4 separate regions of the Homo sapiens genome follow, and regions 1, 2 and 3 are each linked to region 4. Evidence: chromatin loops called from intact Hi-C (ENCODE). Cell type or tissue: PC-9. All regions are shown on one strand. Links, peaks and the distances in the headings refer to the core of each region. The heading gives the core; the rest is flanking DNA. Region 1 overlaps ANO1 (anoctamin 1). Region 2 overlaps ANO1 (anoctamin 1). Region 3 overlaps ANO1 (anoctamin 1). Region 4 has its middle 110 kb from the start of LINC02753.

Region 1 (7,686 bases), core at 2,519-7,518, 240 kb before region 4:
GCCGAGGTTGGAACCAGGTCCGGGTAGTGGCTACAGCCACTGTGAGAAGGGAGTTTGAGGGAATATTTAGGACGTGCTCATTCAGTGTCTGAGTCCTGGCTACAGAAGTGGGATTTTGTTTTTGTTTTTGGAGACAAATTCTCTGTTGCCCAGGTTGGGGTACAGTGACATAATCACGGCTCACTGCAGCCTTGATCTCTCAGGCTCAAGCCATCCTCCCACCTCAGCCTCCCAAGTAGCTGGGACTACAGGTGCATGCCACAACACCTGACTAATTTTTAGCTTTTTTTTAAAAAAAATTTATTTTTTGTAGAGACAGGGTCTTGCCATGTTGCCCAGGTTGGTCTCAAACTCTTGAACTCAAGGTTGCACCACTGCACTCCTCTCACCTCAGCCTCCCAAAGTGCTGGGGTTACAGGCGTGAGCCACTGTGCCCAGCCCCAAAAGTGTGTATTTTTTTGTGGAAGTTGCTTGACTGTACACTTTTGTGCAATTTTCTCTATGTTTTACTTTAATGAAAATTGTGTGAGGAAGAGGGGGAGAAGGGAAGGGAAATGGACAATAGTAAATACATGACTTGGCAGGGCTGAGGAAATGAGGTGTTTGCTGAGCCTTTGCCCCATGGCTGCATTCTGGGCAGGCTCTGGCAGGGGCAGCAGACACCATCCCATCTGAGGAAGCCAGATGAAAATGCCTGGGCTGGTCCCATGTCTCCAGGCATAAGCTGTCTCTTTGCCTTTTGCTCTTCTGCCAAGGCTGTGTGAGTGAGTGGGGGTGAACTGCTTGCTGTGAGCATGTCTTCAGGTCAGAAGGCATCAGATTTACCTTCCACTACCCCCTTACCTCCTCCACCAACACTCCTGCTAACTTGATCCTGAGGCCCATTCATCTCAAAGGCAAAAAGACCCAATTGTCAGTCTATTTTCCATCCATCCACCCATACATGCATCTATCCATCCATCCATCCACCCATCCATCCATCCATCCACCCACCCATCCATCCATCCATCCACCTATCTATCTATCCATCCGTCCATCCACCTATCCATCCATCCATCTACTCACCCATCTACCCATCCATTCATCCTTCCACCCATCCATCCACACATCTATCCATCCATCCACACATCCATCCATACATCCATCCTTTCACCCATTCATCCGTCCACACATCCATCCACCCATCCACCATCCATCCATCCATTCATCCAGCATCCATCCATCCATCTATCCATCCATCCACACATCCATCCATCCTTCTATCCATTCATCTATCCATCCACCATCCATCTACCATCTACCCACCCATCTACCATCCATCCACACATCCATCCATCCATCCACCCAATCAATGCATCCATTCACCCACACATCCACTCACTCATCCACCATCCATCCATCCATTCACACATCCATCCACTCGATCCCTTCATCCATTCACACATCCATTCAATCAATGCATCCATTCACCCACACATTCACTCATCCACCATCCATCCATCCATTCACCCAGTCCATCCATCCGTCCACCCAATCCATCCATCCACTTACACATCCATCCACCCAATCCATCCACACATCCATCCAACCATCCACCATCCATCCATCCATCCATCCATCCATCCATCCATCCACACATCCATTCATTCACCCAATCCATCCATCCATCCACACATCCATTCATTCACCCAATCCATCCATCCATCCATCCATCCACTCATCCATCCATCCATCCATTCATCCATCCATCCATCCATTCATCTACCATCCATCCATTCATCCACCATCCATCCATCCATCCATCCACACATCCATTCATTCACCCAATCCATCCATCCATCCACACATCCATTCATTCACCCAATCCATCCATCCATCCATCCATCCATCCATCCATCCATCCATCCATCCACACATCCATTCATTCACCCAATCCATCCATCCATCCACACATCCATTCATTCACCCAATCCATCCATCCATCCATCCATCCATCCATCCATCCATTCATCCACCATCCATCCATCCACATATCCATCCATCCATCCACACATTTATCCATCCACCCATCCACCATCCATCCATCCATCCATCCATCCATCCACCCACACATCCATCCATCAATCTATCCATCCATCCATGCTTCCATCCATCCATCCATCTGTCCACCACCCAAACGTTCATCCGTCTATCCCCCATCCATCTATCCATCTAATCCTTGCTTGCTTATTCATTAATTCAGCACTTTCTGGTGCCTCCTCTGTGCCTGGCACTGTGCCAGTACTTCCTTCTGGCCTGTTTTCTGGTAAGTGTTAGCATTTATGTTCTTTGCTGTGGCTCTTACAAAACATGGGCAGGTAAATGTTGCCTGACATGTGAGGACACATATCACCTGGGGTCAGGGGCACACAAATGACTCCTGGGGGCCTGAAGATGAGTGTGTAGGATTTGGTGATGTGAGTGCTTTGGGCAGGGCTCTGAGTCCAGCCTTGGGGTGGAGACAGCCCTGCTTCAAGCACACACTTTGGCCAAGCTCTCAATCCCACTGCTGGTTCCAGATCCACAGACAGGGACCTTGGTCTGAGGCTTGTCTAGGGAGGCCCCAGCCTCAGCTGCCCCCATAGCCAGTGGGCAGGCATGTTTGGGAGGGTGAGGAGACTCAGGAAGGGCAGGCCCCACCGGGCTGCAGTCGAATGTGAGCATGAGACCTGGCGAACGTGGGGCTGTGCAGCAGAAGGTGTGATTTCTCAGCAGAACATGCAAACGTGGACTTTAAATGCCTGGTTTTCATATATTAAATTAACTTCAAAAGTTAACATGTGCTGAACCTACCGAACAGAGGTTGTCTTGGGCTTGATGCTATTCATGGTCCACCTCCACCCTCAGAGGAGAGCAGCGGAACCTGCATGGCCGGCCACCAGTGTGTCATTGCCAGGCCTGGTGGTGCAGCCGGTGCCCTCAGACCTCAGGGCCCGCTGGGCTCGCCCCCAACCCTGCCCCCAGCCACACTACTCTAGGGACCAGTAGTAGAAGACTTTTTGTGCCAGGCTCCTGGGTCCAAGGGGTGATGTGCTGCCAGCTTGTGGATGGCTGCAGTGGAGCCCTGAGCCTCTCTGAGCCTCCTGTGCCCATCTGTATAATAGCGGCACTGGCTGCAGTTTCCACCCTACAGCAGCCATGACCCCAAACATAAGTCAGATCCCATCACTGCCCTCATAGACACTGCCCAGCCCTGCCCATGGCACCTACCACCAAGTTCAAAGTCTTCACTCAGCCGGAGCCCTGCATGAGTCGTCTCTAGCCACCTCTCCTGCGTCTCCTGTCACCTCCCTGCCCCTCTGCTCCTGGAGCTCGTCCAGCAGCTGCTGCCTTGGCCTGTGCACCGACTGTTGTGTGTTTCTGGCTCCTTGTTGCTCAAGTCCCAAGGGGCCTCCCTGCGCAGTGTAGTCACTCACCCTCAGTCAGTCACACTCCCTGCTGGATTTTCATCAGCGCTCCCTTTTCTGAAGTTGTCTGGTTCCACGGTTGATTTTCTGGTTCAGCATTGGACTTCCTTTGTGAGAATGTCATGTGGGAGGGAAGGGGCTGTGTCCTTGTTCTTCACCCTTCTCGTCCTAGTGCCTGACACACAGTGGGAGTTCATTTTTTTTTGGTGTGTGTGTGTATATATATATATATATATATATATATATATATATATATTTTTTTTTTACTTAGAGACTGGGTTTCACTCTGTTGGCCAGGCTGGTCTTGAACTCCTGGCCTCAAGTCATCCACCTCGGCCTCCCAAAGTGCTAGAATTACAGACGTGAGCCACTGCACCTGGTCTAATTTTTATTTATTTTTTGAGACAGGGTTTTGCTCTGTTGCCCAGGCTGCAGTGCAGTGATGCAATCATAGCTCACTGCAGCCTTGACCTCCTGGGCTCAAGTGATTCTCCTACCTCACTCTCTCGAGTAGCTGGGGCCACAGGTGCCCGCCACCATGCCCAGCTAATTTTTTTATTTCTTGTAGAGACAGGGTCTTGCTATGTTGCCCAGGCTGGTCTCGAACTCCTGGGCTCAAGCAATCCTTCTGTCTGGGCCTCTCAATGCAGTAATCCCTCATGTGGGATTACCAGCATGAGCCGCTGCACTTGGCCTACAGTAGGAGTTCAATAAATGTTTCTTGAATGTTCCATACATGTTTATGAGGTCTGGCCTTCAGACTTGGCATTAAAGCGCCCTGAGATCTTGGTCAAGAGCCTGTTTCCTCATCTATCAGATGTGGCTGAAGGTCCCCACCTGTGCCCTCCCAGGCTCTGGGAGGACCCATGGAGACAGGAGGGCAGAGGGAAGGGGTTCCCGCGATGCCAATCCTGGGTGCCGTTCTCCCTGAGCCCTCCCTACAGGATTGAGAAAGTGGGTGCCGTTCTCCTTGGGCCCTCCCTACAGGATCGAGAATGTGGGGCCCAAGCTTTAGGAGGATGCGCCTGACCAAGGTGGCAAGGCGCTGTGCTGAGGAGAGCCAGCACAAGGGGGCGCCCGAGGCCTGCCACAGGTCGAAAGAGGCCCTGCCTTGTCCTGGCGGTGAAGGGAAGGTGGCCGACGCCGAGGGCCGCACAAGGACACTGTCCCCAGCCCGAAGCGCCATACTGCTTTGCTGACGCTGTTAAAAATATACGTTCTTTTATGAAGTGATAGTGATTATAGGTGACGGTTCTAAAAAAATGTCCCCACTTGCCCAAATGAAAACATTGACAACCCAAGGTCAGTCCCAAAACGTTTTGAAGAAATTTGGGGTCCATGAAACCCTAAATACTAGTCTGTTGGGTTGTGGGATCAGAGGTCGAGATATGGGATTCTTGGAAGAGCCTGCTAGAAAGTGTGACCACAATCCCCCATCCCAACATACACACACACACACACACACACACACACACAAACACAGAGGAATATGTGGTACATCTGTGCATACACACAAGCACACTCAGACACCAGTACATATGCACACACACCAGCACACATGCACACACACACTAGCATATATGCACACACACCAGCACATATGCACACACACACCAGCACATATGCACACACACAAGCACACATGCATACACACACTAGCATATATGCAGACACCAGCACACATGCACACACACACACCAGCACATATGCACACACACTAGCATATATGCACACATATCAGCACATATACACACACACCAGCACACATGCACACACACACCAGCACATATGCACACACACACCAGCACACATGCACACACACACGCCAGCACACATGCACACACAGCACATATGCATACACACAGCACACATGCACACACACACCAGCACATATGCGCACACACAGCATATATGCACACACACCAGCACATATGCACACACACACAGCACATATGCACACACAGCACATATGCACACACACCAGCACATATGCACACACACCGGCACATATGCACACACACAGCACATATGCATATACAAACACAGGCAAAGGCAAACACGTGTGTGAACCCTGGGGTGATGCACACTGACATGGTTTGGCTCTGTCCCCACCTGAATCTCATGTTAAATTGTAATCCCCACGTGTCGAGGGCGGGACCTGGTGGGAGGTGGTTGAATCATGAGGCGCATTTCCGCCATGCTGTTCTTGTGATAGTGGGTGAGTTCTCACAACATCTGATGGTTTGAAAATGTGGCACTTGTCCCCTTTGCTCGCTCTCTCCTGCTCCACCATTGTGAAGACGTGCTTGCTTCCCCTTTGCTTTCTGCTACGATCGTTAAGTTTCCTGAGACCTCTCAGTCATGCCTCCTGTTAAGCATGCAAAAGTGTGAGTCAATTAAACCTCTTTTCTTCGTAAATTATCCAGTCTCAGGTAGTTCTATTTATTTATATATTTTTTGAGATGGGGTCTAACTCTGTCACCCAGATTGGTGTGCTATGGCATGATCTCGGTTCACTGCAGCCTTTGCTTCCCAGGTTCAAGTGATTCTCCTGCCTCAGCCTCCCCAGTAGCTGAGATGACAGGTGTGCGCCACCATGCTCGACTAATTTTTATGTAACTTTTTTTTTTGGAGAGATGGGATTTTGCCATGTTGGCCAGGCTGGTCTTGAACTCCTCACCTCCAGCAATCCACCCGCCTTGTCCTCCCAAAGTGCTGGGATTACAGGTGTGAGCCACCACACCTGGGCTCAGGTAGTTCTTTATAGCAGTGTGAGAACGGATAATACATACATAAACCATGCAAACACATAAACACAGGCATTCACAAGTACACACACGCACTGTATACACACGTGCATGCACACATAGACATATACACACACATGCATATATGCACACGTGTCCACATGCACACACACCTGCACCCATATGCAAATACAAGCAAATACAAATGCATACATACACACGTGATGTACACAAACATGTAAAGACACAGGCACATGCACACAAGCAAATGCGAACATGCGTGCACATGATGCATGCAAAACACATGCAAATGAATAGGCACACACATGTGCATGCACAAATGCACACACGTACAGAAAGATGAAGTCCCAAGAACATTTAGAGCCATGCGCAGGCCGGCACCAAAGGAAAGAGATGCCTGTCCGTCAGTGCTGAGTTTGCAGGGTCACTGGACTCTGGGGACGGCCTGTGAGTTTCCCAGGCAGACGTCAGGCAGACAGCATTCAAGTGAGAAAAGTGTCGTATATTCAAATTTATTTAGATGAATGTCCAGCCACAGTCCTCTGTGGATTTGTGTACATTCACTTTTTAAAAAAATGGTTTCCATAAAAGGATTTTTGGTAATTGCCTAATTTTTAATACAGTATTTATATACAAAACCCACTTCAAACTACTTACTGTACAAGAGAAAAGAGAAGCATCAGATTGCATGATTTTAGCAAATAATGGAAATGTACGACACCTATGAACTTTGACCACAGTTGGCAGATTAAAGGGAATGTAACATCACATCAATGAGATCTTCAAGACAAATTTATTTCTATTTTTCCTCCTGGCCTTTGCTAAAATGATGTTTCTCTTGGTGCTTGAGAAATTTCAGAGAGTTGTTTAGTATCATTGCTGCAAATTTAGATCACTCATATCATTTATGAGACTTGGTTTTATACACTTTTAAAATAATTGTCCAACAGTGACATTCCTGTGAGTAAAAATATAGAGAAGTGTTACCAAAATATAAGCCTTTATTAATAAAAATCTTTGGTAGTAACAGTATTTTAAATTCCTCTCAACGATATTTGGTTAACTAATAAACTCCCTCCACCTTTGAGCTACAGAAAAAAAATCCTCAATCTACCATATAATTGATATTTGAAAAAAAACCCATAAATATTCTAAAGCTTCCAGGGGACCCCTGGAAGCCCTAAGACTTCTTGAAACCCTGACACCATCTGTGGAAATGCTTCCGAGGTCATCTCTCTCTGCCCATTTTCTGGTCAACCGGTTTTGTCCCATAAGGAAGATGAACAACTCTGAGGTCGGCTTGGTGTGATGGGGGCAGGTGTGTGGCTGACAGTGGGGAGCCTGCTGGGGACGCCAAGGGTGCTGTTTCCTGCTTAATCAGGGACACCTCTGTCCCCTTCTAGCTTTCCAGGGATAACTGGGATGCTCCCACGCCCCCTGTGTGGCTCAGGGATGAGGCACTTCTCTCTCAG
Region 2 (7,686 bases), core at 1,555-6,554, 210 kb before region 4:
GGTGGGGATAGACAACCTCTCGGCTTTCTAGGGGCTGGTGTGGGGCGTGTAGGCTTCCAAGAGCTTGCTCCATCCTGGATGCGCTCAGGGGGCACTGGACCCCTTGGCGGGGCCCTGGGACCCTGGGCCAGGAGGGCGGGCATGGCACTGGTGAATCACATGATGTGGAGGAGGCAGCCTTTTTGGGGGCTCTGAGATCAGACCAGCCAGTCCCTTGCAGGAGTGGTGGTGGGGGTGGGGGGCATCATTGTGGGTGGGCCGCAGGCCCCACCGCAGCCTGGGATGGCTCCAGAGGGCCCAGGCGTGGAAGGTTTCACTCCTCCAGGAGCTGTGAAGAGGGCTCAAGTGGCCAGCAGCCGCATTTCCACACCCTCCTCTCTCCTTGTCCCCACTTTGTGGACTCCTCCCTACGTGGACTCCTCCCTACCTGCCGTGGGAGCACCTGGAGCTGGCTTCTGGGGTTCTCTGCCTGGACTTCCTGCTGCTGGAGCTTCCCACTGCCTGGAGTCCCTGGGGTCCCCTCTGCCCAGGGTCCTCACTGCCTGGGGTCCCCACTGCCCGGGGTCCCCACTGTCCGGGGCCCTCACTCCCGGGTCCTCACTCCCCGGTCCTCACTGCCTGGGGTCCCCACTGCCCGGGGTCTGCACTGTCTGGGGTCCCCACTGCCCAAGGCCCTCACTCCCGGGTCCTCACTGCCCGAGGTCCTCTCTGCCCAGAGTCCTCACTGCCCGGGGCCCTCACTCCCGGGTCCTCACTGCCCGGGGCCCTCACTGCCGGGTCCTCACTCCCCGGTCCTCACTGCCTGGGGTCCCCACGGCCCAGGGTCCTCACTGCCCAGGGCCCTCACTCCCGGGTCCTCACTCCCCGGTCCTCACTGCCTGGGGTCCCCACTGCCTGGGTTCCCTGCCACCTGGACTCCCTGCTGCCCAGGGTCCCGCTGCTCTGGAGCCTCAGCAGGGCCCAGGCCTTCTCCCTGACCCTCTTTGGCTGCGGGTGCCACGGTGTCTGCCCTGCCCTGGGCTCCAGGTGCCCCCAACCTGTGGGGAGGGAGAGCCCTCTCCTGGACCTGGGAGAAGCGAGGTTGGGGAAAGGCTGAAGATGTCCCTACCGGCCTTTGAAGAACGCCACGTAAAAGATGGGGGTGTAGGAATTCACAAACTTCAGCAGGAAAGCCTTGAAGATCAGCCTCTCCTCAAAGCTTTTCTCCGTCTTTGGGACCTCTAGAGGGAGGGGTAGGATGATACTGAGGCTGTGGCTGGGATGGCCCCCAACAGCCTGGTCCAGCTTCTGGCTGGCCACTGGCACAGTCACTCAGTCGGCTCTCATAGGCGCACCATGGCCTGTGCTCAGGATACCCATTGAGAACCAGGGAGCTGGGGCCCAGAGAAGTTAAGCAACAAACTCAAGGATGCACAGCAAGAGGCAGGCGACTCCAGCTGCCTGAGTCCAGGCCACAGTACCTGGAACATGGGCACTCACCGATCTTGGTGAGCCATCGGGCTATGCAGCCATACACCTCGTCCAGGAGGATGATGACCACTAGGTTGATGATGACTGCGGTGGCTGTGACTGTGACCCGGATGTTGGACCGCACGGAGGGGGAGGAGTTCATGGCCAAGGCGGCGGCCATGGAGATTCTGTAGATGATGACGCCGAGGACGATGGCAAACGTCACTGCAATCTGCAGGGGGGAAAGGGGCACTCTTGGTTGGGGGCCCACCCAGGACCTTCCTGGGCCTGCCCCATCTGCTCCCTCAGTCCAGCTGTCCCCCAACCTTCCCGCTCTTCTGCTTCAAAACAAGCACTGACATTTCTTGGGCACCTGCCAAATGCCAGGGGCTTTCTGTGCATTAACCCACCAGAGACAGATGGATGAGGGGCTAGTTTCTGTTCCATGGACAAGGACACTGAGGTTCAGAGAGGTTACGTAGACAGGCCAGGTCACCCAGCTCAGGAGCTGGGATTTACCAGGCGGTCTGCCCAAGCCTGCAGTTCACAAGATCTTTGTGCTACCATCTTCCCGGAGCCCAGGCACCATCCCCAAGCACAGCCCAGGACACAGTATGGCCGCCATGCCAGTGGCTTGTCCCAGAGCAGACTGACTGCGGGATGGGGCTTCTCCCCCAACCCATGGTGAGCTCAGGGACATCCTCAGGTGGTGCAGGGCTGAGGTGTGCCTCTCTCACAGCCACCTCCCAGGGACTCCCCTGGTAAAGGAGGCAGGTGTGGCCTGGGATGGGGCAGGGCTTTGGGTCTGGCTGGAGATGCTTTGGGTCCCTTCTCCCAGCCAGCAGCACCCTTCTAGCTCTCCCACCAGAGTGAGCCCCTCCTCTTGCCAAACATACCGTGGGACCAGAACATTCCATAAAACTTGGGTTGGTGGTTGCCTGAGAAACCGTGGTGGGAGTTGGCTACAATGACAAGATTGTTCCACACACCTCTGTCTGTCTGTCTGTCTGGGCTCCCTCACCCTGCCCTGCCCCGCCCTGCCCAGGGGTGTGGATGCCCCATTCTGAGCCCTCATTGAGGATGGATGGACCGAGGGCTGGGCAGGAGAAGCACACAGCAAAGCCAGGCTCCTCACCCAGGCGTGAAACCACCCGCAGGACACAGGCTGTCTTGTCACCCTGTGTCCCCGTGTTCCAGGAAATCGCATATTTGCTCCCATGCAAGGGTGCAGAGGGCAGGTCCGGTCCCTGCTGGCACAGTCACAGGTGGCTCCCAGGACAGGCAGGCCCAGGAGGCCTGGGGCTGCCCTGTGTGTCTCCCAGTTGCAGCCTGGGATGGGTCTGTTTGCCCCAGAGGGTGTCTGCAGCTTTCAGAAACCTAGAAAAGCTCTTATTTCATGTTCTGGGCCGTTACCACCGGCTTCTGCAGGCATCTGCCAGTGACACATGGTGACTGCACCCTGCCCAGGAAAATGCCTGCAGCCCTCACCACACCCTGACTAAGGAGAAGCCCTGCTGCGAGGCGTGGGGACCACTCCCTGGCCAGCTCCGGGGAACAAGGGCTTTCCTTGGAAAACCCCTCGGTCCTGCCAAGAGGCCTCCAGGATGTCTGTCCCCGTGCCAGCATGCGGAGGTGCAGCTGGAGCGCCAGGCCTGTGGGTGACTCAGCGAGGGAGGCCCTCCACCCCAGCGGGCGCGTCCCCTGCCCTGCCATGGGGCAGTCGGGCCCACAACAGGCACGCCCTGCAGCAGGCTCCCTTCCAGTCTCCCTGGTCCATCTCCCCCGCATCCCCAGGACCAGGGGCGTGTGGGGCACATCCTAGGTGCTCAACCAACGTTTGTTCGCTGAATGAAACTCCCAAGTTGAAGACAAAGCTGTGTCCTCTTCAACCCTATGAAGCCCTTGTGACAGGGGTTTACCAGTACGTCAAGGCTGGGAAAAGAGCCGGCTACTTCCCTATCCAATATCCTCTGTCTTTCCTCTACCATCCCGCCTTGCTGAGATGGCAGTGTGTGCTCATTCCTGAGCCTCCCTGCAGAGGAGGTGGCCACGTGAAACAGTTCTGACCAATGAGATGCAAGCAGAGGTGTGGTGGGTCTTCTGCGAAAGCACCTTCAGACAGGGGCTGCCACCCCTGGCCCATCTCTTCCCCCACCCTTCCCCTTCTTCCAGCCTGGAGAGTGGAAGTGATGCTGGAGGTGCAGCAGCCATGTTGTGACCAAGAGGGGACCCACTCCTAGGACAGGCTAGCAGAAGGTCAGAGAAGCCAGTGACTCTGATGGCATCGTGGGGCCACCAGACCAGCCCTAGACGGCCACCTCCTTCCCGGCCCCGCACTGGCCCTTCTGCGACAATGCTGCTGCTTCTGCAGTGGGAGTGGCTGAACCTCAGGCTAGCCTCCCCTGGGTGAGGGATGGGGAGGCTCCGGTTATCTCCCAACCCCCTAGCCTGGCACCTGGCCAGAGGGGACACATCCCCTCAGCACGAGGCCGGGTGCCCTCCCACCAAGTCACCGAGAGCACAACAGCCCCCAGCCCCCAGCCCCCACCGAGGGGGTCCCCTTCTCCAGGTAAGGGGGATGAGCAGGCCCCACCACTGAGGCCACCCTCCTCTGGACTTCTTTATGTCGGCCAGCGTCCCTCTTACTGTACCTAAGAGCATGAGGGGACACTGGATCTTCCCACTTCTTCCATGACTTGGTCAGGGGGCCCTTGGCCCCTCACTCAACCCAGAAAACAAAGACAGCCCCCCGCCTCTGTCTCTCCAAGTTCCTACAGAATGGCATGGATCTTGGAGCAGACAGCCTGACTGGCACCAGCTTCTGCAGGCATATGCCAGTGACTACATGGTGACCACAGCCACCACCTCTGGCTGGCACTGGAGGAGAAGTGCAGCCTTCTGGCTTTAGTTTCTGTATCAGCAGGAGGGGGATGGTACCAGGACTGGCCAGTGATGAGACGCTCTGGTGAGGCCCTCAGTGCACAGCTGCCAACCTGGGCTCCAGTACCAGGACTCGGGGCTAGGTGGCCACAGGAGGCGCTGCCTTCAAGCTGTTGGGCTGGACGAGGGCAGGGTCATTTGTAACATGACCACGGCTGGCTCCGAGTACTTGGGGGGTGATGGAAACACAGCTAGCAGGCGGCCAAGGCCGAATCCATTGGGGGTTGAAGTCCCTGGGATTGAAATCCCCTAAAAGCCACAAGATGTTTGCCCACAAGCCACGTCACAGACTTGTGGTCCCTGAGTAGCACTATCGTGTCCTGTCTGCATGTTATTTATTTAATAGTTTTCTTTTTTAAAATTTTTAAAAATTTGTTTTTACTTAATTTAATGCTGATGCCTGTATCAGGGCTCAAGTCATGTTTTGGTCACAAAATAAACATAAACAGGTTTTTTTTTTTTTTTTTTTTTTTGAGACAGGGTCTCGCTCTGTCACCCATACTGGAGTGCAGTGGCGTGACCACAGCTCACTGCAGCCTCGACTTCTCAGTCTCCAGCAATTCTCCCACTACAGCCTCCCGAATAGCTGGGACCACAGGCGCGCACGACCACGCCAGCTAATTTTTGTATTTTTGGTTTTGCCATGTGGCCCAGGCTAGTCTCAAACTCTTAAGCTCAAGCAATCTTCCTGCCTCGGCCTCCCAAAGTGCTGGGAATACAGGTGTGAGCCACTGCACCCGGCCCATTTAATGGTTTTCTTAAAAAGTCTTCAGTTTCATCTTAAATGATATCTTTGAATCCCAGGCTTGAATTACTAGATACTCAAATAATTGTGTCTCTCAAAATGAAAGCTGTGTATCAGGGACCACAGAAATCATCTCATGTACTCCCTGGCGTGTGAAGCCCCCACTGGGGGTCACTTTGGAACCCTGGTCTCTTCCCATTTTAGGGGTAGTGGTGAGTCTTCCCCACCCACTGCCCTGAGGAGATGGGGCCGGCGCACCCTGGGACCAGTGGCACCACCGTGTGAAAGGCTGAATCAGGTCTTGGAGGACACCAATCGCATCCTTTTTTTTTTTTTTTTTTGAGACAGAGTCTTGCTCTGTCACCCAGGCTGGAGTGCAGTGGTGTGATCTTGGCTCCCCGCAACCTCTGCCTCCCGGGTTCAAGCAATTGTCCTGCCTCAGCCTCCTGAGTAGCTGGGACTACAGGCATGCACCACCACACCAGCTAATTTTTGCATTTTTAGTAAGAGACGGGGTTTCACCATATTGGCCAGGCTGGTCTCGAACTCCTGACCTCAAGTGATCTGCCCGCCTCGGCCTCCCAAAGTGCTGGGATTACAGTCGTGAACCACCACGCCCGGCTGAAGCCAATCACTTCCTTGCGGTTTCCCCTGACTTCGTCTGGCCTTAACCTTCTGGAACTTACCATGAAGATGATGGAGACCAAGTTAGTGAGGTAGGCTGGGAACCGATCTCTCCATGTCAGCTTCACTTTGTCAGTCTACAACACAAAACAATGCCGGTCACTGTCTGGAACCATCACGATGAGACATCTCTGTGTGTCAGCGTGGGTGCATGTGCGTGCGTGCATGGGCCCAGGGACAACTTGAACAACAGAAATACTCAGAAAAACCTCAAAAATGCCCACAGGTGATGAGCCAGTGCAAACGCATAGGGTTCCAAGAAGCATTTCGGGGTTTATCACCTATGTCACAGGATAACGGGAGCAAGAACCGTTTAACACTGTGATTCCTCTGTGTGTAGGACATTGTAATGCCAGCTGCCTTTCTAAAGACTGTTGGACCCACGTCTGGGAGAAACCTGGACTTGGAGTCCATTTCTTCAGCTAAAAGTCTCACTTCTAGGTCTAGAAGATGGAAGATGTTTTCCCAGTGCCACCCAGACCATAATAGTTATTTTTCCTTTGTGGAGCAAGTTGAAACAAGCAGCTAGCACTACAAGTTAAAACGTCGTCTGCGGTGACACATGTCCTGAAGGCTCTCAGAACCCAGGGTTGGCTTGGTCTGGAGAAACCCTAGGTAGAAGCTCATCACTAATCCGGGATGTTTCAAATGGGGGTGGATTTTTCCATGGGAAAATGCATGTATTAGGTCACAGAATGCAGACGGGCATGACACCGGAGGCCACTCGTTCTGGGGTGGGTGGCATGCATGTTAACGAGGAGACCAAGAAACACTTGCAGGCAGTTGTGACAAGCACGTTTCACGAGCTCCAAGTCAAGCCAGAGCCCCACCCCCGTCCCCGCCACCGCAGACCCACCATAGCCATGCAGTGCCATCGCAACATGCTGGGCTCACTGGGTGCCGAAGGAAGACAGAGAAACACGGATGTGAATGTTAAAAAAAAATATATACAACAGTTTGTTGAGGAAAAACACAATCGACTTTGATTGCCTGCAAACAGTCAAGACGCGCGCTGCCCGCAAAATAGAAAAGTACCAATTTCACCCCCGCCATGGCTGTCTTAACCCTCTGCTTCCATTTGTTTGTTGACTCCTCTGGAATATGCCGGCGCTTCTGAGGGGGGGTGGGGGAAAGAGAGCACCGTGCGGTGAAGTGGGAGGCGGCACCGCAGACCGCGGGGCCCAGGGAACCGTCCCCATCTTGGCAGCAGGCTGGCCCCTCCTGGTGCGGGCCGTAAGCTCACTGCCAAGGCTGACTCGGGTTCTGGGCGTTTTAAACAAGTAAGAGACGGCAGAGACCTACGTTCGGAAAGAACATCTGTAACAAAGGTGGTGGAGACGGGAGAGACTCCAGCACGCACCCTCCACTGGACCGCGTCATGCCCCATCTCACAGATGGTGGCTGGATTCCAGCGGGAGGTAGTGGCCAAATGTGCAGGTCACCACCAGCATCTTATGACAGCAAGAAGGAAGCCACACCCAGAAGCCCAAGCACATCCGCCAATTAGGTGGTGGGTCTCTTTCCATAAATGAATTCAGTGCCATAGCTGGAGGGAAATCAAAACCGCAGAGCAGCCACTGGGAGCCAAATGAAACAGAGGAGGAAATAAAGGGTACGGCCCGTCAGAAGCAGACAGGGCCTGGGGGTGCCTCTGAGCTCTGCAAAAGTAAACCCCCATGCCTCTGTTGCTTTCATGTGATCAGAGAGCCTGGGCTGAAACCAAGCCACGGGCCACAGAGGCGGAGGGACCCTGTATCCAAGAGGTGGCTTCCTTCCGGCACCTGTTGCCCAGATTCGCTGTTGTGGCTTGGTTAGGTCCCTTGCCTTAAATGGACATAGTGTGTGTCACAAAAGCCCTTTTCTGCCCC
Region 3 (7,686 bases), core at 993-5,992, 190 kb before region 4:
TATGCCAATGTCTCTACTACTCAGGCTTCACTCCAATTTCCCTAATTTCGCGGCACCTCCTTAGCTGGCTGGCGGACTCCCTTTCTGAGCTCTCTCTCCCCTGAGATGCTGTTGCCCAAACCAGGGCACAATCTCAGGTGCTTCATCTGACACTCTCTTGGTTCCCCTGAGCGAGCTGCAACCCGCTCTGTAGCTGCCCAGTGGACAGCCCCATCTCCCCAGTGAGATCCATGCTCCTCACGGGCAGGGGTCGCGTCTTCCAAGCCTCTGCCCTCCACCCCTGAGCCCACCAGCTCTGGGAAGCAGGCAGGGCACAGTCACACATGACCACAGAGCAGGGGTGCATCCTGCTTGGACTGTGCATGTGGGGTCCCTATCCATTTCCCTTCTTGAAATGTGACCCCCTGCTCTGGCCTGACTTGCATCCTCTCAAATTCACATGGAAGCCCTGACCCCCCAGGTGATGGTATTTGAAGATGGGGCCTTTGGGGGTTGATCGGGTTTAGCTGAGGTCATGAGGGTGGGGTCCTCGTGATGGGATTCGTACCCTTGGAAGAGGAGACAACAGAGAACGGGCTTCCTGTCTCTCCCTTTGCCACCTGAGGACACAGGGAGAAGGTGGCTGTCTGAAAGCCAAGGCGTGGGCCAAATCAGCTGGCACCTTGATCTTGGACTTCTCCATACTCAGAACTGTGGGAAATGCATGCCTGTTGTTGCAGGCACCTGTCCGTGGTATTTGGTTATGGCAGCTGGAGCAGACTAAGACACCCACCCCCTGGGAATAGAAACCACCCTTTGCTAACCTCCAGTTCCCGAGAAGTGCAATGTTTGCTTAGTGCAGACTCCATTTCCATGAACTAGAGGTTAGAGAGGGGTCTCCTGGGGAGTGGCGGGGCGGGGGCAGGGCTCTGGTCCTGCACGAGAGTGCTCGGCAGAGATGGGTGGGACACAAAGGCCTCCAGCCTTCTCTTTCGCTCTGAGTCACCGGGCACCCTACCTATTTATCCCTGGAACAAGTTTAGTTCCCGCAGACGATCACAGTGCATCCCCTTCGTCCCCACCTAGCTGGGAGTGACTCAGCTGGGTGACTTGTCAACTCCATGTAAAATCTCAGGCCCAGCCCCTGGGAGGGGTTCCAGTTCCATCTCTGGCATTTCATTAAAGTTGGGACCATCTTTCTCCGGCTTTTTGCAGCCAGGCTCAAATCAGATAAACTCCTTTGTTCTTCGTGGAACTGACAAGCAGTTAAAACCCCATTATTATGCTATAATTTCAGAAAATGGATCCAAGTGAATAGCTAAATAGGGCTCAAGGCTGCTTAATGAGACATCTTATTTGAGGCTTTCAAATGTCAGAAATTCCAGACAGCAGCAAGCTGAAGTCTCTGGGACCAACGTGTCAGCTCCAGGAAAGCTGGACCCCACGGTGCAGTGGAAGCAAAGATTAAAACAGCAGGCTGGAGGTGATTCATCCACCGTGAATACGGACCCCCACACCCCGGCGGGCGGGTGGCCACGACCAGGCTCCCGGCTGCCAGGCAGTAACAGGTTTCTGTCTCTTTGCCATTGTAGGAGCAGAAATGTGAACAGCTGGAGGCCGGAAAAGAAAGGACACAAGCGGAGAAGAAACACCAGAGGAAAAATAATCCCTTAGAGGGTAAAGAACAAATAATTGAATAAGGGATTAAAAAACACACAAGGAGAGATCCCTGGTAATTACCCTTGACAGCCAGTGTGAAAAGGGCCCGGGATGGGGGCTTTGTCCCTCCCCTCTCCGCTCACACCTCTCAGCCGCAGTAGGTTCTTTCCTGTTGCTCCTGTCTTGATTTAGAATAAGCTCCTTTTCTCTAAAGCAAATGCTTCGTGGGAGTGGCCTGGCTTTTTTGTGAATTCCCCCCGCCCCCGCTCAAAATGGGAGCGTGCAGACGGAACTTGTACTTGACTGTATTTGACAGTCGGGGCACATTTGTTGTCTCCCAGGGCTGAAGTGGAGCTAGGGAGGGGTGAGACAAGCAGCAAAGCCTCCCGCGGGGTCAGCAGGCACAGAGTCCCCCACTCCCAGAGTCGGGGGAATGTAGCCATCTGCTACGAAGGGGCTGGCCCGCAGCTCTTGGGGCGCAAGGCACTAGGTGTGCAGTGAAGAACTGCAAAACAGGCAAGCTGGCTTCTCGAAACAGGGCCACCAAATGAACGGCCACAGCCCATGGGGGACGGCGCGCTCAGTAGCACTACGCCTACATGTCCCCTGCTACTGGCTTACGGTACATTCCTGCTACCCCAAGAGGGCCCTGCATGAGGGAACGTTTGGACAGAGAGGTGGGACCAGGGCACGTGCTGAAACCTTGGAGGCAGATGGGCCGGGGTGCGCATCTGAGACGTCTGTTAGGGACCTGTTAGCTGTGTGATTTTGGGCAAGTCGCTTACCCTCTCTGTGCTTCTATCAGAGGCATTCCAACCAGAGAGACTCCATCTTGAGTGAGGACTAGGAAAAATGAGGCCGGGGCTTGCCGGGCTGTATTCCCAGAAAGTGAGGCATTCCCAGCCTCTAGATGTTTACATTAAGGGACAGATTGATAATGTTTACTAAGCAGACCCAGACTCAGGAATGTCCTGATATCCCGAGATGTTGAGAACAAAAGCATTCCTAATTTCGCTTTAGAGATAATAATATTGATTCTCACAAAATATAGTAATTAAGACAATTAATCCTTTATCACAAACCCTTGTAGCAGAGTATATCTCCCCATGATTTTCTTTGTTATCCTCTACATAAACAAGCACTGTACCTAGGGTAGGCACGGTCCTCCTCTTACTTTGGGAATGCCCTATTCTGTAGCCATTCTTTCACTCCTTTACTTTCTTTCTTTCTTCTTCTTCTTCTTTTTTTTTTCCTTGAGACAGAGTCTTGCTCTTGTCACCCAGGCTGGAGTGCAATGGTATGATCTCGGCTCACTGCAACCTCCGCCTCCTGGGTTCAAACGATTATCCTGCCTCAGCCTCCTGAGTAGCTGGGATTACAGGTACCTGCCACCACGCTCGGCTAATTTTTTGTATTTTTAGTAGAGAGGGGGTTTCACCATGTTGGCCAGGCTGGTCTTGTACTCGTGACCTCAGGTGATCCACACACCTTGGCCTCCCAAAGTGCTGAGATTACAGATGTGAGTCACTGAGCCCGGCCACTCCTTTACTTTCTTAATAAACTTGCTTTCACTTTAGACTGTGGACTCACCCTGAATTCTTTCTTGTGTGAGATCCAAAAACCCTCTCCTGGGGTGTGGCTCAAGACCCCTTTCTGGGAACACTTTAGCGTCTTCAACAGAGAAAAGAACAGAGCCTTGGTCTGCTGTGGGGTTACAGAGAGAGCCGGTGTAGAGCCCTTAGCCCGGGGCCTGGCACGGAGGCAGTCCTCAGCGCAGCTCCCAAAGGGAAGGAGGTGTATTTTTGTGGAGTCAGACGGGGAAACTACTCTAGGTGAGAGAAAAACTTGGAGGTAATCCAGTCAGGAACAAGCAAGGCACGTGTTCAGCACACACGCCAGCCGGAGCCAGTTAGTAATGCCCGCGGAGTAGGGCCTAGAGTCAGGTATTTGGGGCTCAAGATGGAGACTTCTTAAATAACTTGAAACAGAAGTACCATTTAACTCAGCAATGCCATTACTGGGTATATGCCCAAAGGAATATCAATTGTTCTACCATAGACACATGTATGCATATGTTTACTGCAGCATTACTTATGAGAGCAAAGACATGGAATCAACAAAGATGCCCATCAATGGTTAACTGGGTAAAGAATATTTGGTGCAGGCCGGGCGTGGTGGCTTACACCTGTAATCCCAGCACTTTGGGAGGCTGAGGTAGGCAGATCACCTGAGGTCAGGAGTTCAAGACCAGCCTGGCCAACATGGTGAAACTCCGTCTCTCCTGAAAATACAAAAATTAGCTGGGCGTGGTGGCGGGCGGCTATAATCCCAGCTACTCGGGAGGCTGAGGCAGGAGAATCGCTTGAACATGGGAGGCAGAGGATGTAGTGAGCTGAGATCGCGCCACTGCACTCCAGCCTGGACAACAAGAGTGAGACACCGTCTCTACTAAAAATAGAAAAATTAGCCGGGCATGGTGGCAGGTGCCTGTAATGCCAGCTACTCGGGAGGCTGAGGCAGGAGAATCACTTGAACATGGGAGGCGGAGTTTGCAGTGAGCCGAGATTGTGCCACTGCACTCCAGCCTGGGCGACAGACACTCTGTCTCAAGATAAAAAATAAAAAAGAATATGTGGTCCGTATACACCAGGGAACACTACGCAGTCATAAAAAGAAGGCCTTTGCAGCAACATGGATGGAGCTAGAGACCATTATCCTAAGCGGACTAAACGAATGCAGGAACAGAAAACCAAATGCCACATGTTCTCACCTTTAAGTGGGAGCTAAACATTGAGTACACAGGGACACAAAGCAGGGGACAGGAGACACCGAGGCCTACTCGAGGGTGGAGGGTGGGAGGAGGGTGAGGATGGAAAAACTATCTGTCGGGTACTGTGCTGGTTATCTGGGTGACAAAATAACCTGTACACCAAACCAACGGCACGCAGTTTACCCATGTAACAGATCAGCACATGTCACCTCTGAGCCTAAAATAAAAGTTGGAAAGAAAAAAAAACTGCAACTAAAAAAAAAAGTTATGAAAAAGTATTTGGGGCTCAGAAACCAGAATTCTGGGGTTCAAGCCCTGCTTACGAGCGGGTGTAAGTTTGGGAAGGTTGCCCTAGTTTGTTCATCTGCCAGATGGGGTCATAGAGCTATTTACCTCCTTCGGGGGGAGTTAGTGAGTCAGCACGCGGGAGATGCTCATGACAGTGCCTGGCACAAAATAAGGCTCACCTACCTTCAGCTGTGATTCTTTTCTTTTCTTTTTTTTTTTTTTGAGACGGACTTTCACTCTTTTTGCCCAGGCTGGAGTGCAATGGCGTGATCTTGGCTCACTGCGACCTCTGCCTCCTGGGTTCAAGCGATTCTCCTGCCTTAGTCTCCTGAGATTACAGGCGTGAGCCACTGCGCCCAGCCTTTTTTTTTTTTTTTTTTTCTGAGATGGAATTTCACTCTTTTTGCCCAGGCTGGAGTGCAGTGGCGTGATCTTGGCTCACTGCAACCTCTGCCTCCCGGGTTCAAGTGATTCTCCTGCCTCAGACTCCCAAGTAGCTGGGACTACAGGCGCGTGCCACTACGGCCAGCTAATCTTTGTATTTTTAGTAGAGACGGGGTTTCACCATGTTGGCCTGACTGGTCTTGAGCTTCTGACCTCAGGTGATCTGCCCGCCTTGGCCTCCCAAAGTGCTGGGATTACAGGCGTGAACCACCGCGCCCAGCCAGCTGTTATTCTTTTCTGAAGGAGAAGAAGTCACTGAATGGACAGAGGCCACCAAGCACAAGGTGAGAGGTTAGGTTTAAGCTCAATCTCCTAGGACCCAAGGCTACGTTTTCAAAATTTCAAAAAGCAACAGCTCACTTTTAACAGCCAGTGCAACGTAGCAACTGGCACCAGGCACAAGCCAGGCATGGCCCTAAGAACTTTGCATGCAGTGACTCCTTCCATGTTCCCAGCAACCCTGTGGGGTGGGACTGTGTCTCCGTTCTACAGATGCGAACCTGGGACCCAGAGAGTAGAAGCAAGTTCTCAGGTCACAGGGCTGGCAGGTGACAGAGCTGGGATTTGAACCTGAGCCGGGCCCCGGAGCTGGCACTGTGAACCCCTTGACTGTATCTAACCGTCCTACTACGCAGCCAAGTCAGCCTGAGTAATCCAGTGACCGTCAAGTGGGCTGCCAGGGCAGGCCGGGCCCCGCTGGGTGGATCTTCCCAGCCTGGAGCTGGGGCACCAGGAGGCTGGGGAGTCACAGCCTCCTGGGTCATGATCAGAGAGAGGGAGACAGGGAGGGATCTGACCGGTGCTGAGGTCTCTAGGAAGGCGAGGGAGGGAAGGAGCAGCAGACAGCGGTGATGGCGGGTGGGGGGGTGGGGGGTTTGTGGAGATAGTTCCAGATGGACGCAGCGTCCAGGGAGGCAGGCAGGGGCAGGCAGGGGCAGGCAGGGGCAGGCAGGGGAGAGAGGACAGGCTCAGAGAGATGTGGCTTCAGTTCCCGGCTGTGCCAATGGAGCCTCACTTTCCTCCTCTGTGAAATGGGGACAGGTTCTCCGCTGTTCGGATACAGTGTGATAAACAACGGGAGCTCTGGCACGTGTGCTTCAGCGGTGACAGACTGCTGCTGACCCTACATTTATAATTCTAAATTTACGATACATTTTGATCCCCAAATTAAAAACCAGAGCTGGGTTGTAGGCCTGGGAATCTTCCCAATAAGCCACGTGGCCTTGGATCACACATAGACATCACCTCCCAATGCTCTGCAGTTGCCCCAGCAAGAAGTCCTCCAACCTCAGCTTGAATGCTTCCCAGCACGGGGCGCTCACCCCCTCCCTGGCCAGCCCAGCTCAGCGTGTCTCACTGCTCACCACTGGAACTCACGCCCTACACCAAGCTACGGACCCACGGCTCCCATTCTTGGCCTCCTCTGGAAAATCGAACGCCTTTGTCCACGAAGAGAAACAACTGCATTTATCTCGAGGCTATGCTGATTTCTGTGCGTGTCTGTCCCCACCTGTGACTGGAATCCCGGGAAAGCAAGACCTGTCCCTCACACTGCTCTGCCCACACCCTCGTGTGGTGGAGCTGAGCGTGTCTGAGGGCGGCTTCCAGGCAAGTGCAGACGCCGACGACAGGCACCTGACCTCACCAGGAAAGGCCTCTCCTGACTCTCCCTGGGCCCTCACTTGCTCACAGAGGCTTGCAGGCCCTGGCTGAGCCTTCGAACCTCAGCAGAGGAACTCCCATCTTCCCCTAACAAACTCCAGGCAGAAGCCCCAAACATGAAATCGGCCAAAGGACGATGTTCATTTAAATCAGGACTGAGGCCAGGGTGAGGCGAGGGAGGTGCTGGTGCTGCAGGTCCCACGACACTCACTCTCAGGGTCATGGGCACCTAAGACGAGATGCCAACATCCATGCTGTACCCAGGCATCCCTCCCTTGCACTTAAACCTCTTGACTGGTGCGGGTTCCTGCAGAGGCCTGTGGGACCGAGTTTGAGAACCACAGGGGACCGACAAGCCCAGAGCTGCTGCCCCCTGGGAATCAGGCCCAGGTCTAGAGCCTCCAGCAGGGTCAGCCAGCCCTGGACGCTCTAGTCTTGGAGGGTCCACAGGCCTGGGGGCCACAGGGCTGCTAGCCAGCCCAACGCATGAGGGACCAGACCCTTGAGGGTTTCTCCCCAAACAACCAGGGTGTTGACCAATCTGCGCTGCCTGCATCCTCTCAAAGGACGACCTTGCAGCAGGAACTCCCAGAAGGAGGGAGGTCTGGGGGGAGGGGCTCGTTCTGTGGCTGCGGCACCCATGCCTGCCCAGTAGGCACTCCCACAGGTGACCTGGAAGGCGTGACTGGGTGATGCTCTGGCACTCAGAAGAAGGAATTTGCAGTGACCAGAATGCCACGTAGCGCTTTGGGCTCCCAAAACAAGAGCCGCAACAGGCGCTTATCACAGAGACCTCTTATCGCCCGGCGTGTTAAGCTCGAAATGGGATCATTACAGCCCAAGACGGCTTCTTTCTTCATCCGGGCTCCTTCAGCCTCTCTCCT
Region 4 (7,686 bases), core at 1,495-6,494:
CAAGCAGGCCATCCTGTCATTTCTTACTGCTAGCCGGCCCCTGACACTGGAAATGGTGACCTAGAGGGGACGGAAAAGAAGTGAAATAAAAACAGCTGAGATGATTTTCTGCTGTGCTTCCACTACTCTTGCAGAATCTAAAATACACAGGTAGGCCGGGCATAGTGGCTTGCACCTGAAATCCCAGTACTTTGGGAGGCTGAGGTGCGCGGATCACTTGAGGTCAGGAGTTCGAGACCAGCCTGGCCAATATGATGGGACCCTGTCTCTACTAAAAACACGAAATAAGTTAGGTGGGCTTGGTGGCGGGTGCTGTAGTCCCAGCTACTTGGGAGGCTGAAGCAGGGGAATTGTTTGAATCCTGGAGGTGGAGGTTACAGTGAGCCAAGATCACGCCACTGCACTCCAGCCTGGGAGACAGAGTGAGACCCTGTCTAAAAAAAAAAAAACCAAAAAAACAGGTTGGGCGTGGTGGCTCACGTCAGTAATCCCAGCACTTTGGGAGGCCGAGGCGGGTGGATCACCTAAGGTCGGGGTTCGAGACCAGCCTGATCAACATGGAGAAACCCCATCTCTACTAAAAATACAAAATTAGCTGGGCGTGGTGGCGCATGCCTGTAATCCCAGCTACTCGGGAGGCTGAGGCAAGAGAATCGCTTGAACCCAGGAGGCAAATGTTGCGGTGAGCCGAGATCGTGCCACTGCACTCCAGCCTGGGCAATAAGAGTGAAACTCGGTCTCAAAATAAATAAATAAAATATATAGGTATGTATGAGCTATGAGATCCGAATGGTGTAATTTCCATGATTCTACACGTGTGTTAAATGCTCTTCTAGTTGCATCTTGCAAGGTAAACATGAGCATGCTGAGATGCATGCCAATCATTTAACATTTTAACTTTGCTCTATGACAACAGGAAAGGCAAACAAAAAAACATCATAAGAAGCCAAGAAAGGGGCTGCAGATGAGAGGAAAAAGCTGTCTACTTTTGTGCCTTGAGTCATGTTTCTTTTCTCTGTTTTGTGAACAAGGGGCCCCACATTTTCATTTTGCACTGGGCCCTGCAAACCATGTAGCCAGGCTGGCCCGATTTTCATCTGCCTTCTTACAGGGCTCTTTGCTTATGAATGTCTCTCCAGTAAATGCATCCATTCATTCGCGCCACAACACAGGAGACCACTTTGCTACCTGGGTGCCCTGTGACAGGTGGGGCACCGAGGTGTCTGCTCCCTCCCGCCTCTCCTCTGCCCCGGAGAGTGGAGCAGCCTGGGCCTTCCCTCCACCAGGATTCAGGTCCCTCAGCACAGCGTTCATTCCTGCACCACCTGCTTTGCCCAGCTGCGCTGTGATTGCGGACTTCACTCAGCCTCCATCCCTCCTCCAGTCTTGCCAGCAAAGCTCCAGCTCTAAACTGGATTGTTCCATCCAAAGGTGCTGCTGGCTCATGATTTCAGGGACTCCTCATCCCCACAGGATAAAATACATTCTGCTCCTGCATGGGCTCCTGCCCATCCACATTTCCCTCACCCTAACCATGGCTCTCTTTTGCTGGGGAACCCCTGGCCACCAAGACAAACCATGTGGGCTTCAACATGCCTCTCCCACAGTTCAGAAGTCCCCGCTTCCTCTTCAAGCTGGTCTTTTCCAGCGCCGAATTGTCTGTGAAGATGATGCCGTCCCTCTCCCCCTTCCCCATCTGGGAGACCCTCCTTGTAAGGGTTCTGGGCTTCCCTGGCTAGCTTGCTCTGTCCCTGTCTCTTTCTCGATCTCAGTCTCTGTCTCTCACCTGTCTCTCCTTTTCTCTGTCCCTGTCTCTCTATGCCTGTATTTCTGTTTCTCTCTCTCTCTCGCTATCTCTGTCTCTGTTTCTTTTTCTGTCTCTCTGTCTCCCTCTGTGTGTGTCTCTCTCTGTCTGCTTCTGTCTCTCTCTCTCTTCTCAAATCTTTCCTTGTTTTTTAGAGCTGCCTGTTCATCTGCCTGCTCCACAACAGGGAAACCATAATGACCACACTCATCGTCTTCTTATCATAAACTGTGTGTATGGTACACGGGCCCAGTGCTTGGCTGTGCTCACGGCGCACCAGCTCTTCTCACCCCATAAACTGTGTATGGCACACGGGCCCAGTGCTTGGCTGTGCTCACGGCCCACCAGCTCTTCTCACCCCATAAACTGTGTATGGTACATGGGCCCAGTGCTTGGCTGTGCTCATGGCCCACCAGCTCTTCTCACCCCATAAACTGTGTATGGCACACGGGCCCAGTGCTTGGCTGTGCTCACGGCCCACCAGCTCTTCTCACCCCATAAACTGTGTATGGTACATGGGCCCAGTGCTTGGCTGTGCTCACAGCCCACCAGCTCTTCTCACCCCGTAAACCGTATATGGTACATGAGCTCGGTGCTTGGCTGTGCTCACGGCGCGCGGGCTCTCGCCCCGTCTGCCTGCTGGGCTGCAGACCTCACTCACCCTCCCTTGCTCCTGTGAATCCCTTTGGCTATTGGGTTCTGGCGTGGATCCTCAGAGAGGTGCTCTCATTCTCCCTGTTCTCCAGATGAGGCACCTGGAGCTCTGAGAATCTGAGTGACTGATTCAGTGAGCCTGGCTCTGCCCACCCCTGCCCTGGCCCAGGCAGACCAGGTGCTTCCTAGACATCTGTGGGGCCTTCACCTGCCTGACCTGACCCTGAGTCAGGAGATGCCAGGACACTGGGCTCAGCTGACAGAGGGGCCCTCTGCCCACCTCCCAGCTGACAGGAGACAGGGGTGCCGAGTGGTGGGGAGCTGGTGGTCGTGTCCCTGACCCCCGAAGGCAGGGTCCTGTGAGAAGGAGCCCACGTTGGTCAGGGAGCCCTTCACGGACGCCACCATGGTGAGTCATGGGCTTCTGTAAGCAAGGCTGGCCCTGCGTCACTCGAGTGACCCCCATGTCTCTGAAACTGTCCAAGGGAGGCTGAGAAGGGCTTGAGCTCCTGGGGCCCAGGGAGGTATGAGCCCTGTGGTTTTCCCTATGGGTAAAGGCAGGCTCTGTCCACTTTGGATCCACCACTGAGGATGGGTGGGGCATTGGGAATTCAAATTAGTCTCCGGATGCTACTCCTGGGCAGCTTAACTCTGGCCAAGTTCACTTCGGTGAAAACGGAGGGTCTTCTGGGGGCAGCGAGGATCTCAGGATGGTGCTGCGGAGTTCAGGGTCCACAGAAGGCAGTCCTTTTAGGGTCTCTGGTGTGGAGGCCAGCATCCCCTTGACCTGCCCAGAGCTCAGTCCCTCGAGGCCTCAGTCCAGGGCCACCTGTCCACCATCCTACCTGGGCCCCCTATCCTCATGGGGGGCCAGGACAGAAACATTCGGTGCAGAGGCGAGAGGAGGAAGGAACTCACAAAGAGCAGGAGTGATGTTGAGGCTGTGGCTCCAGGGGTGACCTGCTCCACCCACCCCCTCCAGGTATCCCCCCAACACTGCCCATGTTTCCTTTGACTTGGGTGTGAAGCCCACCAATTAGTGAATAATTAGGCTCTGAAACCACTTCTGTAGAGAATGCTCCTAGCTCTTAGAGGGGTCACTATCTATCAGCCACTCTCACTTTAGTGTGAATTTGTTTGTGCAGTGTGCTTTCCTGCTAACACCCAAATGAAGATGCCCTGCACTGCTGGGACAGGCTCTCTTGGGGTGTGTCTGGGATCCCAGGACACGGAGGAAGGTGAGTGCTACCCGTGGGAGCTTGAGCAAGCAGCACTGGGACAAACAAAACTGCCAAATAAAGGAGGAAGGAGGACAAAGTCCCATTTCTTCTGTTTCAAAATGTTCCTAATAGTGCGGTCCTGAGTTGAGGAAAGGAGAACTTGTTCTTCCTCCTCTTTCTCTTCCCTTCCCCCGGTGCCTCTCCCTGCCCAGCTTCCCCTACTCCTCCTCCACCTCCAACCCAGGGTCCTACTCCCAGAACTCAGGATCCAGGCCGTTATCATCAGCGTCAGACTTCAGTTCCAACTGGCAGGGTGTCAGGTGGAGTGAAATGTCACTTTTTTTTATTGTGGTGAAGGGTGGGAAGGTGCTATCTGCTTTTCTGACTGGAGGGATAAAGAGAGTGGTGGCGTGGAGAAAGGCTAGGTCTGTGGGGTCTGGAGAGGATGAGAGCAGAACCTTCTGTGCCTGACAATCTCCTTCTCTCCAGGACCCCTGTTGAGCTGGTTGCTGGGAAGGACGTGGCCAGATCTGTCCAGGGAGCAAGGAGCCTCTTGGTGGGATGGGAGTAGGAGCCCTGGCCCCCTTAAGAGACTCTTGGATGGACTAGAATGGTTCCAACTGAGGTTCACGGACAGTAGAGGGCCCTGAGAACCCACAGTGCTCAACGGGACCCCACCCACCGGCTTCCCAGCTGAGCACAAGGTTGCAGGGAGTTGGTCCTGCCTATGTAGCGATGGGGGCTCCTGATGGGGAACAGTGGCGAGCCTTGAATCCACAGCCCTTTGGAGCCAAGCATGGGGCACCAGGAGGGCCTGAGCAGGTCCCCCCATGGCAGGGAGCCTGGATGCACAACCCAGTGTTCAACAGCGACACCCTGTGGTGGCAACAGAAACAACCTCGGTCAAACCAGGGGCTCTGTGGATTGATGGTCTAGTGCCCTCTGTCTTTGGCTTGGAAATCAGAGTGAATCCTATGGGCTGTGTAAGTCCTAATGTTCTTGGACGGTCTACATCAGTGGGTGAGTCTTCAGGAGGAAGAGTCTAGGCTTCCAGCTAAGATGGGCAATGATGGTACAATGAATTGGAAAATGAATCGATTGTTTAGGAAGCGACTGCACCCATATCTAGGTGGGTCCTAGTCATTCTGCTAGTCGTATCCCCATGGGCTGCACGTGTGTGGGTGCTGGACCCGGCACTTTGTTTTCCTGGGATGCATTTTCCTGCTGAAGCAAACAGCTCTCTCTCTCTTCCCCCATGACCTGTGGAACTTGGTCAGCCGCATCCAGTTCTTGTGACTTTCCAAAGTGTTCGACAAGGTCCCTCGGTCACTCTCAGGGTCTCCTGGCTCCATGGGCTGAATGGTGAGCCAATAAGCCAGCCTCCCTGCCTCCTTCCAGCCCTTCTGGGGGCCAGTGTGGGCACCTGCCACACTGCAGCACCCAGAGGCAGAGTAGGGTCATGGGTGAGGCCAGCACAGGACAGCCTTGCACTTGGAAGGGAAATCCCTTCATTCTCAGGAATGCAGGCCCACACTGTCTCATTGTTCCTGCCCAGTTTGTCATCCAAAGAGCTGCCTCACCACTCCGGGAGAGGGCTGGCCTGTGTGAGTCACCAAGAAGTCCCCGGTGGGGAGCCTGATTCTTTGCACTGGGGGTGACATCACCCAGCAAGTCCAACTTGACCCATAAGCCCCGATGGCCAATTCCAAAGCAGTGCATGTGCCCGGGAAGATGGCCACATCCGTGAGCTTCTGCTCCGCATCCTGATCCTGCTAGGAGCCAGGGCCTGGTTTACCCCAAATTCTTCCCAGCAGTGGACTTAATGGGCCACCCCAGGTCCCTAAGAGCCACCCTCCACCCTCCTCCCCAGCCCTGTGCCCTGGGCGCTGACCTACAGGGCTGTGCATGCCCCCACATCCTCCTTGCCCTGTGTCCTCTGTTCAGTTTGGCTGATGGGAGAATAATTTTCAGGGGAGAGAGAAGTTGAGGAATGTGTCCCTGGCTCCCTGTCTGCCATGGCCTGGTTCCTTTGCTAAAGGAGGTGGCTTCTCCTGGGTGGTCCTTCCTCCAGCCTGGCTCCAGCCTGTTCGGCCCCCTTTGGGATGAAAGACTCCACAGCTCCCACCTGCTGCTGCCAGTGGGGGGGCTCTGGGCACGCCCCCTTCCTTGGGTTTCCCCTTTCTCTGCTCACACCTTTTATAATAGTCCCTTCATTACACTCTCTCAGATCCCCCTTTCGGGTGGGTCACCGTCACCCCTCCTTATTGGCACGCTTCTAGGGATGGGGCCTCATTCCTCCAGGAGGCCGGGCAGCACAGGCTGCCAGAGGGCTCTTTCTCTAATCGTTTAAAATCTGTCCCTTATCACGGCCACTCCTGCTCATGAGGACAGCACAGCCGGCTGCTCCCTCCACCGTGAGTCAGCCTCGCAGATATCAGGAGGCCTCCAGCCCAGCGCTCCTGGAAGTTTGAGCCACCCTGTCCTGTCCTGCCCCTCCCCTGCCCGGTCTTTGTTCTCTGGACACACCCTGGTGACTCAGGGTCCCCTTGACGAAGTGAGCCCAGTGTGAAGTTGTGCCCCCTTCGCTGGTGTCAGGCAATGGAGGGGCTCAGATCAGCAGGGAAGACCCAGGACCTGGAGGCCGGTGGGGAGCAGGGCTGGGGAAGCTACTCCGCACTCACTCGTGGGCACGTCTAGGAGAGCAGTAGGGTGGGGGCTCGCTGAGGCTGTCTGTGGACTCAGCATTGCCCACCCAGCACAGGCTCTGGGACGCCACGTGCACGCTCACTGTGAGGGGCAAAGGCTGCCCTGGCAACCAGGAGGAACCGCAGCTCCACCTGGCTGTGAGTCAAAAATACCAGGGAGTTTTAAAAAAGCACCAGTACCCAGGGCCTTTCATAGACCCACAGAACCAGACTCTCCAGGGATTTCAAGAAAGTTCTCGAAGGATCCTGAAGTACAGGAGGTTGGGGCGTGTGGCCTGGATATGGCCATCGCTGGCTGCAGGGCCGAGCCGGTCAGCTCAGGTGGGTGCCATGGGATGGGGCGAGGCCGGCCATTTTCCCTGTGCCAAGGAACACCCAGGTGAACTGGGATGGGTGTCACTCAGAGCTGAGGCCCTTGGGAGATTTCCATGAGCTGTAATGCTCAGAGCCTTGGGGTTGCCCCAATGTTTCAGAGTATTCAATGGGCCTGAACGGGACCACTGACCTCTCCGGGTTTTCATCTCTTTGTTTCACAATGTAGAACATTTGGGAAGGATGGAATCTGGACGCGTGGGTTTCCCTGCCTCTAGGCTTCTGAATTCTGTCTTGAGCTCACACGAAAGGTGGCTTTGCCTCTAGATTGCTTCTAGAGTTGTGGCAACTTTATGCAAGTCAGATCAAAGTGCTCCTTCTACAAGACACACCATTTCCACCCAGCAGAAAATCATGCAAAGATGCAGAGGTGCAGTGCCTGTGCTGAGAACAGTGCTCCTAAGGTGCCGCACTCTCCTGCAAGGCAAAATGCATACCGATGTGGGGGCGCGGCTTCCACTGAAATCCAGGCAAACTCTGAACTTGGAGGTTTTATATTTAGGTTGTATTAGTAATTTTCAATTCATAATTCATAATAAATACTTGTATTATTAATTATTATAATTAATACTTGTATTATTAATTATTATAGTTAATAATAACTAATTATTATAATTAATTATATATTAAAATATATTAAAAATATATTAAAATATATTGTATATAAAATATAATATAATTAATTATATATTTAAAAATATAATTAATAATAACTAATTATATTATAATTAATAGATAATTAATATTATGATTATTAATAACTAATAATTAACTATGATAATTAATAATAACTCATAATTAATAATTAATAATTAATAAAGGAACAGAGGGGAAGAGTTGCTATGGACTGAATGTTCGTGTACCCCCAACATTCATATGTGGAAACCCTAATCTTCAATGAGATGGGTTTGGGAGGTGGGGCCTTTGGGAG

Evidence for each region. Peaks named below come from ENCODE experiments on the same cell type or tissue, not always from the same donor. Only the 100,000 strongest peaks of a DNase experiment are listed, where the experiment ranks them.
Region 1: a loop joins it to region 4, with 8 times the contacts of the local background. A loop is called at or near these places in 13 of 110 quality-filtered maps.
Region 2: it touches region 4 in a loop (12-fold over the local background); 2 of 110 quality-filtered maps call a loop at or near these places.
Region 3: it touches region 4 in a loop (3-fold over the local background); 2 of 110 quality-filtered maps call a loop at or near these places.

The regions. Positions count from the first base shown.
Region 1 is chr11:70,188,555-70,196,240 of GRCh38, reverse strand. It overlaps ANO1 (anoctamin 1), which reads right to left. Exons shown (of 26, transcript NM_018043.7): 26 at 6,711-7,686. Among named protein-coding and RNA genes, the nearest start is that of FADD, 11 kb to the left of the region's middle. RefSeq lists a silencer at 1-138 and an enhancer at 4,269-4,328. In PC-9, for the core only: CTCF peaks have their summits at 4,309 and 4,512 (motif pointing right); a DNase peak (open chromatin) is centred at 4,540; H3K27ac peaks cover 642 bases.
Region 2 is chr11:70,155,156-70,162,841 of GRCh38, reverse strand. ANO1 (anoctamin 1) reads right to left here. Exons shown (of 26, transcript NM_018043.7): 15 at 6,854-6,931; 16 at 5,821-5,895; 17 at 1,480-1,681; 18 at 1,109-1,220. Among named protein-coding and RNA genes, the nearest start is that of FADD, 44 kb to the left of the region's middle. RefSeq lists a silencer at 149-315 and enhancers at 6,497-6,997, 6,998-7,498. In PC-9, for the core only: CTCF peaks have their summits at 4,277 and 4,488; a DNase peak (open chromatin) is centred at 3,071; H3K27ac peaks cover 1,749 bases.
Region 3 is chr11:70,135,739-70,143,424 of GRCh38, reverse strand. All of the region lies in intron 11 of ANO1 (anoctamin 1), which reads right to left. Among named protein-coding and RNA genes, the nearest start is that of ANO1, 61 kb to the right of the region's middle. RefSeq lists enhancers at 1,021-1,832, 1,833-2,646. In PC-9, for the core only: no CTCF peak of the experiment used is centred there; a DNase peak (open chromatin) is centred at 3,174; H3K27ac peaks cover 1,717 bases.
Region 4 is chr11:69,947,141-69,954,826 of GRCh38, reverse strand. No RefSeq gene overlaps it. Among named protein-coding and RNA genes, the nearest start is that of LINC02753, 110 kb to the left of the region's middle. RefSeq lists an enhancer at 5,306-6,505. In PC-9, for the core only: CTCF peaks have their summits at 4,374 and 4,580 (motif pointing left); DNase peaks (open chromatin) are centred at 4,566, 5,266 and 6,126; H3K4me3 peaks cover 821 bases; H3K27ac peaks cover 2,949 bases.